Linked DNA regions of Homo sapiens: region 2 is linked to region 1. A link is a loop called in an ENCODE intact Hi-C map of the cell type or tissue named here. Cell type or tissue: left lung. All regions are shown on one strand. Each heading gives the region's core, and the rest is flanking DNA. Links, peaks and the distances in the headings are about the cores only. Region 1 overlaps DRC11 (dynein regulatory complex subunit 11). Region 2 has its middle 7.5 kb from the start of ACKR3.

Region 1 (7,942 bases), core at 2,085-6,084:
ATATACATATAATATATATATTCATATATGAATATATATAATATATAGATCTATATGAATATATAATATATAAATATATAATATATGTATATTTATAATATATAGATATATACTATATGAATATACATTTATAATAGATATATACTATATGAATATAATTTATAATATATATGAATATATATAATATATAGATATATATGAATACATAATATATAGATATATAATATACGAATATATAATATATAGATATATAATATACGAATATATAAAATATATAGATATATAATATATGAATATATAAATAGATATATAATATATGAATATATAAATATATAGATATATAATATATGAATATATAAATATATAGATATATAATATATGAATATATAATATATATATTTATGATATATGAATATATAATATATAAATATATATGAATATATATAATATATAAATATACATATTATAAAAAGTATAAATATTTGATAAATATTTGACAAATGATGAACATGCAATAAACATTTCACAGGTGAAAGAAGTTATAAGGCAGGGCTGTTGCCTACCACCCCCGCCACCCCCCAGGTACCAGTCTCCTTGAGTCTGTATAATAGTAAACCAGGGGACAGCGGAGCGGGAAGGGCTTTTTCTGACCTCCGCCCTGGAGTCAGGCACATGCTAAGGCGTTTTACACATATTTTCTCTTTTAATTGCATGAAAGCTCTGATGAGGTAGGAATTAACGTGCCCATTTTACAGATGAGAAAAGTGACACTCAGAGTGCTGAATGTCAACAAAAATGCAAGAGAACCAGAGGTCTGACCTCTGGATTTCACGCTAGGTCAGGCCCCAAGACCGTCGCGTGGCCCCCCAGCTGGCCTCTGGGGAAGCATCGGCTCCGCATGCCCCACCCTGTGGGAGGATGTGCCCTCCACAAGACACAGGGGCAAGGCCATTCCTGGGCCAGCGGGTCTGCTGGGAATATCCCAGTGTGAGAAGATGAAGCAACTGAAGGCCATCCTGCTTCTTCCTGTATCCGCCTTGCCAGTGAGAATGGCCCCCGCCCTCCAGACCTCTCATTAGACAGGCAAGGGAAGGCCAGGGCAGGGCGCAGGGAAGGAGGCTGGAGCAGAGAATGTTTCAGCGGCCCCCTGGATCTGGGTCGAGGGCCCTCTCTGCCCCTGGACATTCTTAGGTTCTGCTTTCCTCCCCTCTGCTTGGTGACCTGGCCCCTGAGGGCTGAGTTAGAGTGAGGACCTGGGAGAACGGGGCCGAGGCAGTGTCAGCTGTAGGACACGTGGCCCACAGTGGTCTGCAGCATCTGGACAAAAGGGACCCTCGATGCTCTTGTGCCCCAGTACCATCCACCCGGCTCCTCTGTGGGCTCACAGCCAGCAGCCTTATGGCAGCACACCAAGGGCTCTTGCCCAGATGTGGTGTGTGGTGGTGTAGACAGCTAGTCCAGGTGTCAGCAGAGGTGCCTGGCCAATTTCTGTAGTTCATAAAAGGTATGTTTCTGTAGCTCATAGAAGAAGACTTCTCTTCCTGATTAATAACCCAGACAAAGACATTGCTGCTATTTGTGGTTGATTTAAAACACACACACACACACAGAGAGAGAGAGAGAGAGAGAGAGAGAGATGTACAATTAGTGTAATACATATGTTAGTCTCATTTTACAAGGTGAATATCAGTAAGGATAACCCAAGGCCTACATCTGGCCCCTAAAACAGGGCTAATCAAAAAGGAGGGGGAGAGGAAAGAGAGGAGTAAGGACATGGGGAGAGGGACACAGGATTTAGCGGCTCCAGTGCAGCCTCGGGTATGGACACGGTGGGAGGCCAGTGCCCTGAGTCTTGAGTGGGTCGTCCATGAAGAGGCCAGGCTCACCTTCCACTGCGTGCGGACGCAGCTGCAGGCTGAGGAGCGACATGCACATAGGCTGCAGAACCTTTTCTTTTTTACATAGACTATTTTTCAGAGCAGTTTTCGGTTCCTGGCAAAAGGGAGGAGAAAGTGCAGAGAGCGCCCACATAGCCTGCTCCCACATAGGCAGGGCCTCCCCACTCTCCCCGCCCCACAGTGGGCCACACTGACCATGTGCTACAGTGAGGAACACAGACAGACACCTCACTAGCGCCCAGAGTCCATCAAAACCCACTGTGGGTGGGGATGCCGGCGTCTGTACGGCCAACGAGGCCTCTGCCATTGTTTCCCCTGCCTGGAACATCGGTGTCAGTCCTGGGAGGCCACGTCAAACCAGACACCCGGGAGGGGCCCAGGGTGGGGAGGGAGCCTAGACCCCGACACATAGGAAACTTCTCGGAATTCAGACACATGCACCTGCAAAGAAAGAAGGAGAAAAAAGAACACAAAAGAAAGGCCCCTAGACCAGGGTGGGCCATGTAGCCGGGTCCAGCTGTGTCAGAGGCTGCCGTGGGAAGGGGACTCCCAGGAGGAAGGCAACAAGAGAGCCAGGCTTCTCCAGGACCCGGGATACATGTCCCACTCCACCTGTCCAGTGACGACAGGGAGCACCCCACACAGGGAGGGCATCAGGCTGTGGAGGCCCCGGGCACTGTGTGTCAGTCAGGTGTGGAAACACACTCTGCAGGCTGTCAATCACCAAAAACACAGAGTGGCATCCGCAGGTGTTGTGTATCAGGCAGTGGGGACAAGGCGGGACCAGGGTTTGATGCCACGAGCATTCAAAATGTTTAGGCAACCCAGAAACACTCGGGGTGGGGGCGATGGAGGTACCTTGGGAAGTTGAGAATGGCTTTGCACACAGGCTTCTCCAAGCTGGCTAGAGTCCATTCCACCTGGCGAGAATTCATTGGCCATAGTGTGGTGGGCAGTGGGCTGGGGAGGAGACGGGGCTTCAAGAGTTAAGTTCAGGTGGTTTGTAAGCCTGACGCCCCCCACCATCCAACACCTTCCCATTGAACACAGTCTGGATAAGCACTAATTGCATCAACATGTTCCTGTTACTAGCACCAACCTGCCCCCCACACACACACATGCACACTAATACACTCACACACATGCACACACATGCACACATGTACACACTAACATAAACTCATACACACACACGCACACATGTGCACACTAACATACCTCATACTAACATACGCACATGCACACACATACATTGACACACACACACATTGACCACAGACATACACGCATGTCCCCTCCTAGTTACTGTGCCCAGTCTTTCCTGTGAGCCCCTGCATCCCAGCTCCTCTCTAGTTCTTTGCTTTGCCTCAGTTTACCAGCCCAGCCAGGCTTCTCATTCTAGTATACCTCTGCCCTTCTTTTGATGATCATCTATGGTTTATATCCAGCTAATTGCAGTGAGGACTTGAAGTAACCTCCGCAAGTACATAAAAGGTATTACAAGGAAATAGAAACTTAAAATGTAATTTTTAAATAGTGGAAATGCAGGCCAAAATGTCATATGAAGTATTTAAACAGAATCCAAGTGACCACAGTATGGGAAAGTGAGCCCCCTCCCCCTGCAAATAAGCCTTACGCCCCTGCACCCTCCCTAACCCCTAACCCCGCAGCACCTCACTCAGCGACACCCATTCAGACACAGGCAGCTGCACCCTCCACAGGCAGGGACCGTGTCTCCCAACTCCCAGACACCCCTGCTTCCCACCACAGAGCTCTCAGATGCTCCGTAAATATGTGTGGGATGAATGAATGAATGAATGAGTTTCAGCCGAGACACATCAGCTGAAAAAAATAGTAGCTGTTTTTTTTCCTGCAGTTCTCCTTGGCAAGCAAAATAGGATCCTTTCAGAGAGAACCTCCAAAACGTCCAGGGGTCATCTGGGCAGAGCATCTTCATAACCCATGCATGCCGAAACACAAACAGGTTTTAATTGAGCCATTATCCCCTGAGAATCTAATTCTGATGGTGAATGTTTGACAGTGTTTCTTTGGAAAATACAAAAGATCAAGCCCATAAAATGCATGTGGATAGAGACGTCTTTAGTTGTTTGCTAGAACTTCCTAGAATTTGAAAAGGCACACGGTGGAAATTTGTCTTTATTTCATAATTGACACACAACAAAAACCCTCTAGTGATATTTGATAGTAGCGAAGAGCCCTCTACTGGCAGGTGACGTGAACTACCCGACAGAACTCTGGAAAGTTCAATTACGAATTAATTAATGTAATTGTCCGTGACCTCAAACTATCTGTGGGTAATTTAAATGAAGCCTTTTCATAGCTAAATGAAAATTAGAAAAGCAAAGGATACCATTTTTCATTAGCAAATTGGCAGAGAGTTTTTTACTATTAATACTTGTCGAGGAGAAGAGTGTAGAGAGCCAGAGCCCTCATTTATTCCTGGGGAGAGTGTAAACAGATGGAACCCCTGGGGGGGCAGTGTGACAGTACGCATAAAAACGACACGCACAGAATGTCCAGGCCCCTCCACCTGGAAGCCTCTCCTGGCAGTCATTCTAAGGAAATTCTCAGCCAGGTGCCCTAAATAAGTACTATTTGGGGTAGTAAAAGATGGAAACCATCTATACATTCAAAACCAGGGGATTAATTAGAACCGTAATGCTGGTGCTTCCTGTTAAAATGATAACGGAGAAATAACTTTCATATGACATGAACAAGGCAGCCCGTAAAGCAGTATGTGTTGAACAAGATCCCATTTTCGTAAAGGATCTGTAAGGACAGGAAGTGTTCAACGGTTGATTCTAGGTGGAGGGAGAAGAGGTGTTGTTTATGCCATTCAGTATATTCTGAGATTTTTACTAAAGAACACTGCTTTTCCACAAACTCTAAGGGCAGATTTTATTCCCAGCAGATGCGCCTGCCAACATTTCTTGTCTGGCCTGCACACTTCCTGCAGCAGCAGCCACCCTATCCCCCAGTGTCTGTGGTGCAAGGAAGATGAGCCCTTCTCCTCCCAGCCCATCCTCCTGCCTTCTGTCCCTAGCCCACGCTATCCCCAGACATTTCCTGGGCACTGACTACCCCATGCGCCACGTCCTCCCCAGGCTTACTGTCTGCCCGTCTTTGTGAAGGAGCTCTCCCTGTCACCTGGCTCTGTTCCCTCCACTCCCCGCCAAGGCCACCAGTGACCTCCTCATTACCAAACTCTCTGGCCAGCACAGGCCACCGCTGGCCGCCCCCCTCCTGCTCATTGGCCCCCTGGCTTCGAGGCTAGCTATCGCTCCAGACCCATCCCTTCTATCCACGGCTGCTGCCCCTTGGCAGCCCGGACCTCCTCCTCTATCATCGTCTTCCCTGTGTGGCCCCGGGCTCTCTGTCACCCTCTCCCGGCCTCATCTACTGTCCCCCTTTACTCGAGAATTCCTTCCATCCATTCTTGAGGCGTCCACTGCCATTGCTGTGGCCTCGGAGGCCCTTTCTGCCCTTGCCTCTCTCCTCTTCTCTGGCCCCAGCAGCCCTCCCTGCCTGCCCTGCTGCCCAGGGGCTCATGGCAGCTGGCACTGACCCCCTCATTACCATCCACTGGGCATCTAGCATCGAGACCCCTCCTGCAACCCACAACCCACTGTCATTGAGGCTGGCCAGTCCTGCCCTCCCCATCCTGCCCTGCCTATCCCCCGCTGCGGGCTCTCATCTTCTCCCCACAGCAGCCCCGCAGCACCTCCCTGCCTGGGCCTTGTCCTCACTGTGCCCACCGCCCACACCTGCCTGCTCCCCAAGGCCAGCACAGCTCCCACCACATCCTCCTCTACACACTCCCAAGAGGGATTTTTCTGTAACATAAAAAGGATCAAAATTCTTGATTAAAGTCCTTTCCAGGACTTCCACAGCCTCCAGGATACAAGCAACCTCTGTAGCATGGCCGTGCACTTTTCTGACCCCTTCCAGAAGTGCCAGGTGCTCCCCATGTGCCCCAGGTGAGGATACCTCACCCTGTGCCCTGGCTCCTGGCCCAGGAAGGGTGCTTCCCCCTCTCCAGACCATCTGATCTTCTGGAGATCTCGGAAGACCTGTCTGCTTTAACCACTGTCTGCGGTCTCCGTTCCTGGTTCCCCCCACCCGCCCACTTCTCCCACTTTCTGTCATTGGTGCCCCTCACTGACACCCTGATTTCCTTGGAGCACCCTCAACCTCAGGTCTGCTCTCCCTTACCACAGGTGGGCTCCTGGAGGTCAGGGACCCTGCATTATTACTCTTTGTGACCCTGGCACCTAGCACAGTGCCTGGCATACCAAGCTCTTCTGTAAATGTCTTATAAAGGAAGAAATGAAAGAACAGCCTTCATTCTACGTTCAGGGCCAAACATAGCAAAACCTGCCTTTCTTCCCCATGGCAGTCCTTCACACGTTTGAAAACAGCAAACTTACCAGCCTCAAGTCTTCTTTTCTCCAAGAGAAGCAGCCTCTGTCCCTTTCATCCCTCCTGGACGAAGTAGCTTCCGCTTGACACTGCCCCAGTTTCCATGCCCATCTTCTTTCTGGCCAGACCTGAACATGGTCACCAGGGGTCCTGTGACCAGCAGGCCCCTCAGCTTCCCCAGGGGAAGGTCAGGAAAGCCAGAGATCCGAGCTCTGGAGGGCAAGACAGTGATGGTTTTAGCATTCTTCCTGCTGGGATGAAAGATGGTAGCGGATCAGGTAGCGGTACAGGTCAAGGAATAGGCATCCCATCTCCCCTGGCAGTGTGGCGGCCGCCTGGTCCATGCAAGGGCTTGTGGGTGCTGGGCAGACCCAGGTCCCGCTCCCACCTCCAGCACTTACCAGTTGCTGAGCCAGCACATGACTCATCCCTCACCTGGCTCTGCCTCAGCAGCCTCATCTGTGAAAGGGGAGAGCCGCTGGCTGTGCTTGGCACACATGGAGCATGTGTCCGGTGAGGATGCAAATGGTGTCCTGGACGCCAGAGCACTTTGCAAATGAAGTCAGTTGTATCGTTATCCTCATCTGAGAACACTCTTGGGAAGCGTTCTCTGTCTTGTTTGGTAATAATTGAGCCCTTCCAAACCACATCACTCCAGAGTGCCCTGTACAACCCTGTGTGCCCCCAAAGCTGCTGAACTAGGGAGAGCAATTCCTTCACAGGTGTGTGTTAAAAATTCAGGAAGCATGGAATTCCCCCATTAGTTCTGAAGGAGCTACACGTTAAAGGAACAATCGCTAACTTCACAGTCAACAGAATGGAGCCGCCGTTTTCAAAACAACTGATTTAGAATCTGATGCTGGAAACAAGATTGTGGGTCTCAAAATCATTCCAAGTTAGGGCGACTCCTGTTTCAAGGCTGCGCAGCTTAGTTTGTTAAGAGCAAAAAGAGAAAAGTTAACGCTGAAATACTTGGTATTCACATCTGCAATTCCCATCTGGGTTGAGAAAATAGAGGCCCCAATAGGCACTATGGAAAACCCATTGCTTGCCACGTGGACATCGCGAGAAGTGATCCACAGCAGCCACGAGTGCAGTCAGCTAAGACAAGAGACGGTTGCTTTTGTTTTTGTTTTTAACTTTTATTTTAGGTTCAGGGGTGTGTGTGCAGGTTTGTTACATAGGTAAACTCGTGTCACAGGGGTTTGTTGTATAGATTATTTCATCGCCCAGGCATTAAGCCCGGTACCCAGTAATGATTTTTTCCACTCATTTTCCTCCTCCAAACCTTCACCCTCAAGGAGGCCCCAGTGCCTGCTGTTCCCTTCTTCGTGTCCATGCATTCTCACTGTTTAGCTGCCACTTATAAGTGAGAATAAGTGGTATTTGATTTTCTCTTCCTGCATTAACTTGCTAAGGAAAGGATAATGGCCTCCAGCTCCATCCATGTTCTTGCTAAAGACATAGTCTCATTCTTTTTTATGGCGGCATAGTGTTCCATGGTGTATATGTACCACATTTTCTTTATCCAATCTGAAGAGATAGTTGTTGATGCGAAGATGGTTTCTCCATTGGATTCAGTTCTAAAACTGAGATTCTTAAGA
Region 2 (7,942 bases), core at 1,270-5,269, 210 kb before region 1:
TTTGCTACCCCTGAGTGCTTATTGGAAAGGGGTCAGGAAGGGGTTTCAGCTAAGCTCCTCCCTCCTTCCCTGTCTGTAATCTGCACCTGGGGTTGCACGCCCCACAGGGCAGGTGGTCAGCTCTGTCTGCTCTGGGATCTGATTCGCCTGTAGATGTGGCACCACCAGGCTTCTTCCAGAAACCGCACCTGACTTAAAAGCGTGAGGATCCTGGCGGGCCAGAGCGGCGGCCGGTAGGGTCTGTGATCTGGGAGCCCCGTTAGAGTGGAGACAGTGCAGTTATGGTGACTGTGATATGAGCCCAGAGAGGCTCAGCTGCGCCGCTGGCCTGAGGACGAGGCGTTCCTCATTCTTGGAGTTGTGACCCTGGGAAGAAGCTTCATTATCTGGTAGCTGGGCATGGCAGGAGTCATTTCACCTGGGACTGGACGCTCCCCCAGAATAACCGCAACACCAAGCCCCTTCTGCAGGGCAACGGCTTAAAAGCAAAGACAGCCCCTCAACTCAAGGGAATTGGGTTCCTCTGTCCAGACAACCTGGCTTGGAACCCTGATATATACACACTGTAGGGGTGGGAAAAGTCTACCTCCCTCCTCTTAGGGTCCCAGCTGAGTCCAAGAATTTAATCCACATAAGATAGATTAACAGGAGAAAAACTTAATACAAACTTCACGCAGCACAGGAGCCCTCATAAAGAAATGAAGACCCCAAAGAAGTAGCTAAAGTCAGTTAATTATGTAGTGGATTGGACAGAGAAGAGTTAGTTGTGAAGAAGCCACTAAATTATATGGAGAGGCTTAAAAGATAAGAGTTATTTTTAACAAGATCTGTACAGAACTCTCCCAGTTTCGACTTTGACTATATAAAAATGTTGCATCATCTAGGGAGGGCATCTTTCACATAGGAATTTCACCCTCTGCTTTTAAGAAACAGCAGGAAGGTCAAAGTCATCTTGTTGCACCTGCTGTTTTTAAAGTGTTGAACTTAGTCAATACGCTGGAATCGCATATTTTAACCTCTTCAACACCATGTCTCCTCAGATAACAGCCTCTTTGAATGTTAGGTTCCTATCTTTATAATTATAATAGAGCCTTCTATTCTAGCTGGGTGCTTGTCAGGATTAAACGAGAGGATGCACATGAGTGGTTTCTTGCAGGTATCTAGAATGGCTATTTCTCTTCCGCTTCTCTCCTCTGTCCCCAGCCAAATTCCAGTGATAGCATACAGTTTTAAAGGAATGCAACAGATATACGTTCCAAGGCTTGACAACATTTTTGAACTCTCTGATGAAGTTTAGAAAGGTTTTATAGTCATAGGTAAATCTGAGTGTTCATGTTTTCCCATCTTTCTGTTAAGTATGTTGCCTATCTTCTTTCATTTTATCTTCACAGCAGCCATAAAGGTGGCACTGTCTTTGTCCCACTTTTGTAATTGAGGAAACTGAGGCCCAGAGAGACCAGGTGACCTGCCTAAGGGTGGCTGTGACTGAATGGCCATGGCGTTCCAATCCAAGCGTGCCCGATTTCATGGCACATGCTTTTACCTAGTACCACAGAAAAAATATATTCTTAAAAGAAAAACAATTGTAGAAACCTATAGCAGAGGGTGTTAAGTCCTAAGACTGCAGACTTTTTTAAGTCTTAAAAGTAGACCCTAAGGTAAGAGTTCAGGGACAACTGATTTATTAAGGAAGTGCTTTCAAAAAAAAAAAAAAAAAAACTAGGAAGGAAAAGAGAAAAGGGCAACCAAGGGTATGATTTCTGGCTAAATCTCAGCCTCAGTGTGATCCCCATGGCTCTCTGAGCCTGAATGACACCCTGAGTTTGCCCCTGTTGCCAGATAGAAGGTCTTCACTGAGTGATCCAGGTTCTTAGCACATTGAACAAAAATTGAGCAAAATGCACAAACAAAGCAACAAAAGAACGAAGCAACAAAAGCACAAATGTATTGAGTGAAACTACACTCCACAGAGTGGGAGCAGGATCCATCAGGTGGCTCAAGAGCCCCAGTTGCAATGTTCTTTAGGGTTTTTATTAAACTAGAAGAATTTGGTAACACCCCTAGGTACCCTTTAGAGGCCTCCAATAGAGTCCTCCAACTGGGTTACACCTCATGCCAATGAAGGATTGGCCTGTGACCAATCAGGCTGAAGTGAAGCTTGGCCTCTGACCAATCAGAGGCATTTCCCGAGAGGGGGTTTTTGCAGAGGGAGGGGCCTCTGGCCCCTGTCGCAGGGGCATGGAAAGGTGGAGTTTTCCTTTCGGTCCAATTCCAAGAAGTCAGAGGCCGGTGGGCCTTAGGCTCCCTGTCTCCAGACCCTATTCTCCTGCCTCACCCCAGCTGCTGTCACAGGGGCTGGAGTTTCATACCCCTACATCCTCCAACTACTGGATTAGGGCTGCTGGGTGGTAGGAGGGAGGGTGCAGCCCCTCAGATACTTCCTGATCACAGCCTGTGGGGGCACAGCGGCTGCAGTAACCCACCTACAGACAGTCTCTCAAGGGTCAGTTCCAGTCGCAAGTCTGGGCAGTAAACCCACGTTAACGGTGGAGGGGAGGCACATCAGAACCTAAGGGGGTCCCGGAATCTGGGAACAGCAACACCAGTATCCACCGCACTGTCTATGGCATCTCTCATGTCAATTTTGACCAAAGTGGAGGAGTGCTCTCTAATTAATCCTCAGACCACTCTGCTTCTACCTCAGGGCCTTTGCACCTCTCATTTCCTGGAATTCTCTTTCTGGCCTGTTATGTGGCCACCTCCTTATTATTTTGATGCAGGCTTAAATATAATTGCTTTAGAAAACCTTCTTTCGACATTCTAACCAAAGAATCTTCCCATCCTAGTTACTCTCTTCTTATCCTATTTTTTCGTGGCACTTACTACTATCCAAAGGTATCAGTGCACTATCTATCTTCTCCCCAACTGGAGTATAAATCCCTAGAGGGCAAGAACATTGCTATTCTATTCAATGCTGCATCCCTGCTTCCACACACTGTGCTTGGCGCGTGCCGGATGCCCATAAATATTGACTAAATGAATAAAGTCAGGTGAATGACACTTGTGAATCAGGTTTTTGTCCTCTCCCTATTTTGCCCACCTGCTTCATCATGGAAATATGGGAGTAGGGCAGGGGGACAGTATCCAGGGTAAATGTTTTAGGAAAACTTAACACATATACTTTGAAAATTGGAAGTACTTCACACCTAGGAATATGCAGATACACATATGAAACCAATACACTTATGAAAAGGCTGGGCAACTTCCTTAGTTATTGGGGAAATACAAACTGTAGTCACAATGCCATCCAACTGCACACCAACCAGAAGGGCTTACATGAAAATTACTGAATGTGAACAAGGATGTGGAACCACCAGAATTCTCATGCACCAGTGCTTCTCCAGCGCTACATGGTGACAGACCAGCCTTTCTTTCCTTTTAAATTTCCGTTGCAGACCAAAACACATGGTCCCCATTGCACGTGAAGCTCCTCCCACACCCGCCTCATAATGCAAGTGTGACAGTATCCAAACTGGTCAATGCACTGCTGGACGAGAAGAGCCTATGTATTTGTATGTCAAAGCAACATCAAATTTCTATAAAAGTTTCTAAATGCTGACGCTTAATTTCTGAACTTATCTCGTTGCAGTCTAATAACAAATAGCTCATAGTCCACACTCTGAGGGACACTGCTGTCCCTGGAGGTAGGAATGTGAATTGGCATGTCCACTTTGGCAGTATTCACTAAAGTTGAACATACTCTTACCTTGTGACCCAGAAACTTCACTGCAAGGTACATGCCCAACTTCAAGTTGTATACATTGCACCAGAAGAAATACTCAAAAATGTTTACAGCAGGACTATTTATGAGAGACCCAAACTGAAAATAACTGAACATTACTAGAAAACATTATAGACCAATATCCTTCATAAAGAGAGACATAAAACCCTTTTAAAAATAAAAAAGCAAAGCAAATCCAACATATGTACGATATACTGTGACTAAGTGGGATTTATACCTGAAATGCAAAATAGGTTTAACATTTGAAAATAGTATAACTTGCTAAATTAATAAAATAAAGCATTTGACAAAATTCAAAATCAATTCATGATAACAACTTCACGTGCACTAAAAATAGAATGATTTTGATTTGACTTACTTCCCCAATTTGATATTCGACATGTATGAATTTGACGTAGGCCTCATATGAATACTTAGAGCCAACATCATACTCAGTGGTTGAACACTTCACTTCTAAAATGGAGAACAAAGCAAGGATATTCATTTTCACCATTTCCCTTCAACAGTGTACTAGAATCTCTAGCTAATGCACAAGGAAGAAGAAAAGAAATAAAAGCCATATGGATTGGAAAGAAAGATGTAAAACAACTTTTATTATCAGTTGACAGGATTATTTATGCAGCAAATCCTGATGAGTGTACAAAACAACTTCAAAAACTAATAAGCCAATTTAGAAAATCCGAACAATACAAACTCAGTATACAAAAGTCAGTCATGCGGCCAGGTGCAGTGGCTCACGCCTGTAATCCCAGCACTTTGGGAGGCCAAGGTGAGTGGATCACCAGAGATCAGGGGTTTGAGACCAGCCTGGCCAACATGGTGAAACCCCATCTCTACTAAAAATACAAAAATTAGCCAGGCATGGTGGCACACACCTGTAATCCCAGCTACTCAGGAGGCTGAGGCAGGAGAATCGCTTGAACCCAGGAGGCGGAGGTCGTGCCACTGCACTCCAGCCCGGGCAACAGAATGAGACTCCGTCTCAAAAAAAAAAAAAGTCAATTGTGTTTGTATATATCACCTTGAAACACATAAAATTCATAGGAATAGATTTAACAAACGACAGTCATGACCTCTAAACTGAAAACAACAAAAATAGTACCGAGGGAAATTAAAGAAAAATAAAATAAATGGAGAAGGATCTTGTTCATGGATTGGGAGACTCACTTGTGTTGTTATTTTCTTTCCATACTCTTCTTTTTTTAGATTTTATTTTAATGTGGTAAGAACACTTAAAAGGAGATCTACCCTCTCAACAAATTTTTAAGTGTACAATATATTATTGTTGACTAGATATAATGTTATACATTTATACATCAAAACTTTATGCTTACTGATTAGTAATTCCCATCCCCCAAACTCTCGCCTCTAGTAACCATCATTCCACTCTTTGATTCTATGAGATTCACTATTTTAGCTACCTCATATACATGGAATCATGGAGTATTTGTCTTTCTGTGACAGGCTTCTCTCACTTAGCAAAATGTCAAGTTTCATTCATGTTGTCACGTATATCAGAATTTCCTTCTTTATTAAGACGGAGTAATATTTTGTTGTATGTATATACCACATTTCCTTTATCCATTCACCTGACAAAGGACATTTAGGCTGTTTCCTTACCTTGGATACTGTGAATAGTGCTTTAATGAACTGAGAAGTGTTTGTATCTCCTCAGGACCCCAGTTTCAAGTCTTTTGGATAAATACCCAGATCTGAAGCTGTAAAACTCCTAGAAGGAAACAAAGGGGAGAAGCTTCATGACATTGATTTTGGCAATGACATCAGAAGCACGGGCAGCGAAAGACAAAATAAACAACTGAGATTATATCAAACTAAAAACCTGCACAGCAAAGGAAACAATCAATGGAGTAAAAAGGCAACCTATGGAATGGGGGGAAATATGTGCAAACCATTTATCTGGTAAAGGGTTAATCTCTAAAATATATAAGAAACTCCTACAACTCGACAGGGAAAAAAAGAACAATAGTCTAATTTAAAAACGGGCTAAGGACTTGAATAGACATTTCTCCAAAGAAGACATGCCTATGTCAAATCAGCATATGAAAAAAGATCATCGAACTCAAGACTAATGGCTGAATGTCACTAGTCATCAGGAAAATGTAAATCAAAATCACAATGAAATATCACCTCACACCTATCAGGATGGCCTTTACAAAAAAAAAAAAAAAAAAAGGCAACAAGTGCTGGTGAGGACGTGGAGAAATTGGGACCCTTACACACTGTTGGCAGGGGTGCAAAATGGTGCAGCCACTATGGGACACTATATGGGGCTCCTCAAAAAAAATTAAAAATAGAACTACCATATAATCCAGCAATCCCACTTCTGGATATGTATTCAAAAGATTTGAAATAAATGTTGTTAATGTCAGTGCTCTCCCAAATTGCTCCATAGATTCAATGTAGTCCTAATCAAAATCCCAGAAATTTCTTTTTGTCATAATTGGCAAGTTGATTTTAAATTTTATTGAAATGCAAAGAACCTAAAAATAGCTAACACTCTCTTGAAATGGAAAGTGTTGAAAGACTCACAGTTTGCAATTTCATGACTTATTATAAAGCTATATTAATGGACCTAGTGTGGTATTTTCAATAGGACAAACGGAGCAAGGAAACAAAATAGAGAGTCCAAAAATAGACTCACACACTATGGTCAATTGTTGTTTGACAAAAACACCATGTGACGGTTGAAGGACAGTCATATTAATCTGTGGTGCCGGAAATCAAATAGTCATCTCTAGAGGTGGGGACAGACTGGAAGGGAATTTTCTGGGGGTGCTGGAAATGTTTTGTGTTCCCACTGGAGGAGTGGTTATGTGGGTATACACATTTATCAAAGGACATCAACTGTACAGTTAAGATCTGTGCTTTTCATTAAATTTTACCCCAATAAAAAAAGCAAGTTGCAGAATGTTCAGATAAAGTGATACTATTTAGGTACAGTTCTAAGCACTCAAAGCAAAGCACATATTGTTTGTAGAGCTATACAAAAAACCACAGATGGAAGAAAGGCTATGTACCAACTTGAGGACAGAGGTTACCCTGGGGCAGGCAGAGAGAGGGAAATGAGATGGAGGGAAATACATAGGAATATTTTCAACGTCTCTACAATATTTTTATTTTTTAGGCAAAAATATTCACAATTGTTAGACCTTATTGGTGAGTACATAGGCATACTTTATATTACTTGCTGTTACCTATATTTGAAATTTTTCATTCTCAGCTTTCGCTTTCTTAAGAAAAGAAAAAACCCCGAATAGAAAGTTCTGAGTGAAGCATTACTTTCTCTACTTTCACTTCATTGTAAAGTTTGACACAGAAAAGAATTTTTCTGATCTCTGAGTAAGGCCAGGAAACTTTTGCCATGAGAGTATATCAAAGCACAGAGGGCCTAATGGGCTACTAAACACATAGGGTCAAACCCAGGTCACATTTTTATGAAAAGTTGGTAACATTCTGAAGTATTGTGATTTCACACTCCTCAAACATCAATATATAGATTTTAGCTTCAAAACATAAAAATGATTCAGCTTAAAAATATCTAAGTCCTGCAGGGAATTAAAGAATAAATATCTCAATATATCTACTACAATTATTTGGGTTGATCATGGTTTTAAGATTTAAATTTTATATATGCTAATAGTTATATTTTTTTCGTTTCCACTTACATTTGAAAACACTCTAAAGAGCTTAAAACAACGTGAGACAAAATTAATTAATAAGAGAGACCCTTCCTTCCTTTTTATTTTGAAATAACCATAAACTTAGAGAAAAATTTCAAGGTAAAGAACAAAGAATCTTTATTCCCTGAACCATTTGAGAGAAGGTTGCTGAACTCATATCCTGTCACCCTCAAAATACTTGTGTGTATTTCCCACAAATAGGGATATTCTCCCGCTTTATCCCAATGTAACCACAAAATCCGGAAGTTAGCATCAACACTTTCCTTCCTTCAAGTTCCCAGACCCCACTCGAGTTTTGCCAGCAGAGGTAGGAGGTCAGCAGGATTCGTCTCCCAGACCAGATTGAGAACAGGCCAAAACTAGAAAAAGACACAAAAAGCGCCTCTGGTTGTTCTCGCTGCCCATCACCCTTAGCCATTCCTGCCAGCACCATGACAGT

Evidence for each region. Hi-C counts contacts between places; a loop is a spot of excess contacts. Peaks named below come from ENCODE experiments on the same cell type or tissue, not always from the same donor. Only the 100,000 strongest peaks of a DNase experiment are listed, where the experiment ranks them.
Region 2: a loop joins it to region 1, with 3 times the contacts of the local background. A loop is called at or near these places in 58 of 110 quality-filtered maps.

The regions. Positions count from the first base shown.
Region 1 is chr2:236,349,417-236,357,358 of GRCh38, reverse strand. The region is part of intron 15 of DRC11 (dynein regulatory complex subunit 11); the gene reads left to right. LOC105373945 (a long non-coding RNA gene) reads right to left here. Exons shown (of 5, transcript XR_007088138.1): 2 at 6,347-6,589; 3 at 2,094-2,858; 4 at 1,887-1,992; 5 at 1,226-1,572. Among named protein-coding and RNA genes, the nearest start is that of IQCA1-AS1, 38 kb to the left of the region's middle. RefSeq lists enhancers at 1,028-1,613, 4,678-5,177, 5,178-5,679. In left lung, for the core only: a CTCF peak has its summit at 4,157 (motif pointing left); a DNase peak (open chromatin) is centred at 2,552.
Region 2 is chr2:236,558,370-236,566,311 of GRCh38, reverse strand. It overlaps a transcript of ACKR3 not described here. Among named protein-coding and RNA genes, the nearest start is that of ACKR3, 7.5 kb to the left of the region's middle. In left lung, for the core only: CTCF peaks have their summits at 3,497 and 3,705; no DNase peak of the experiment used is centred there.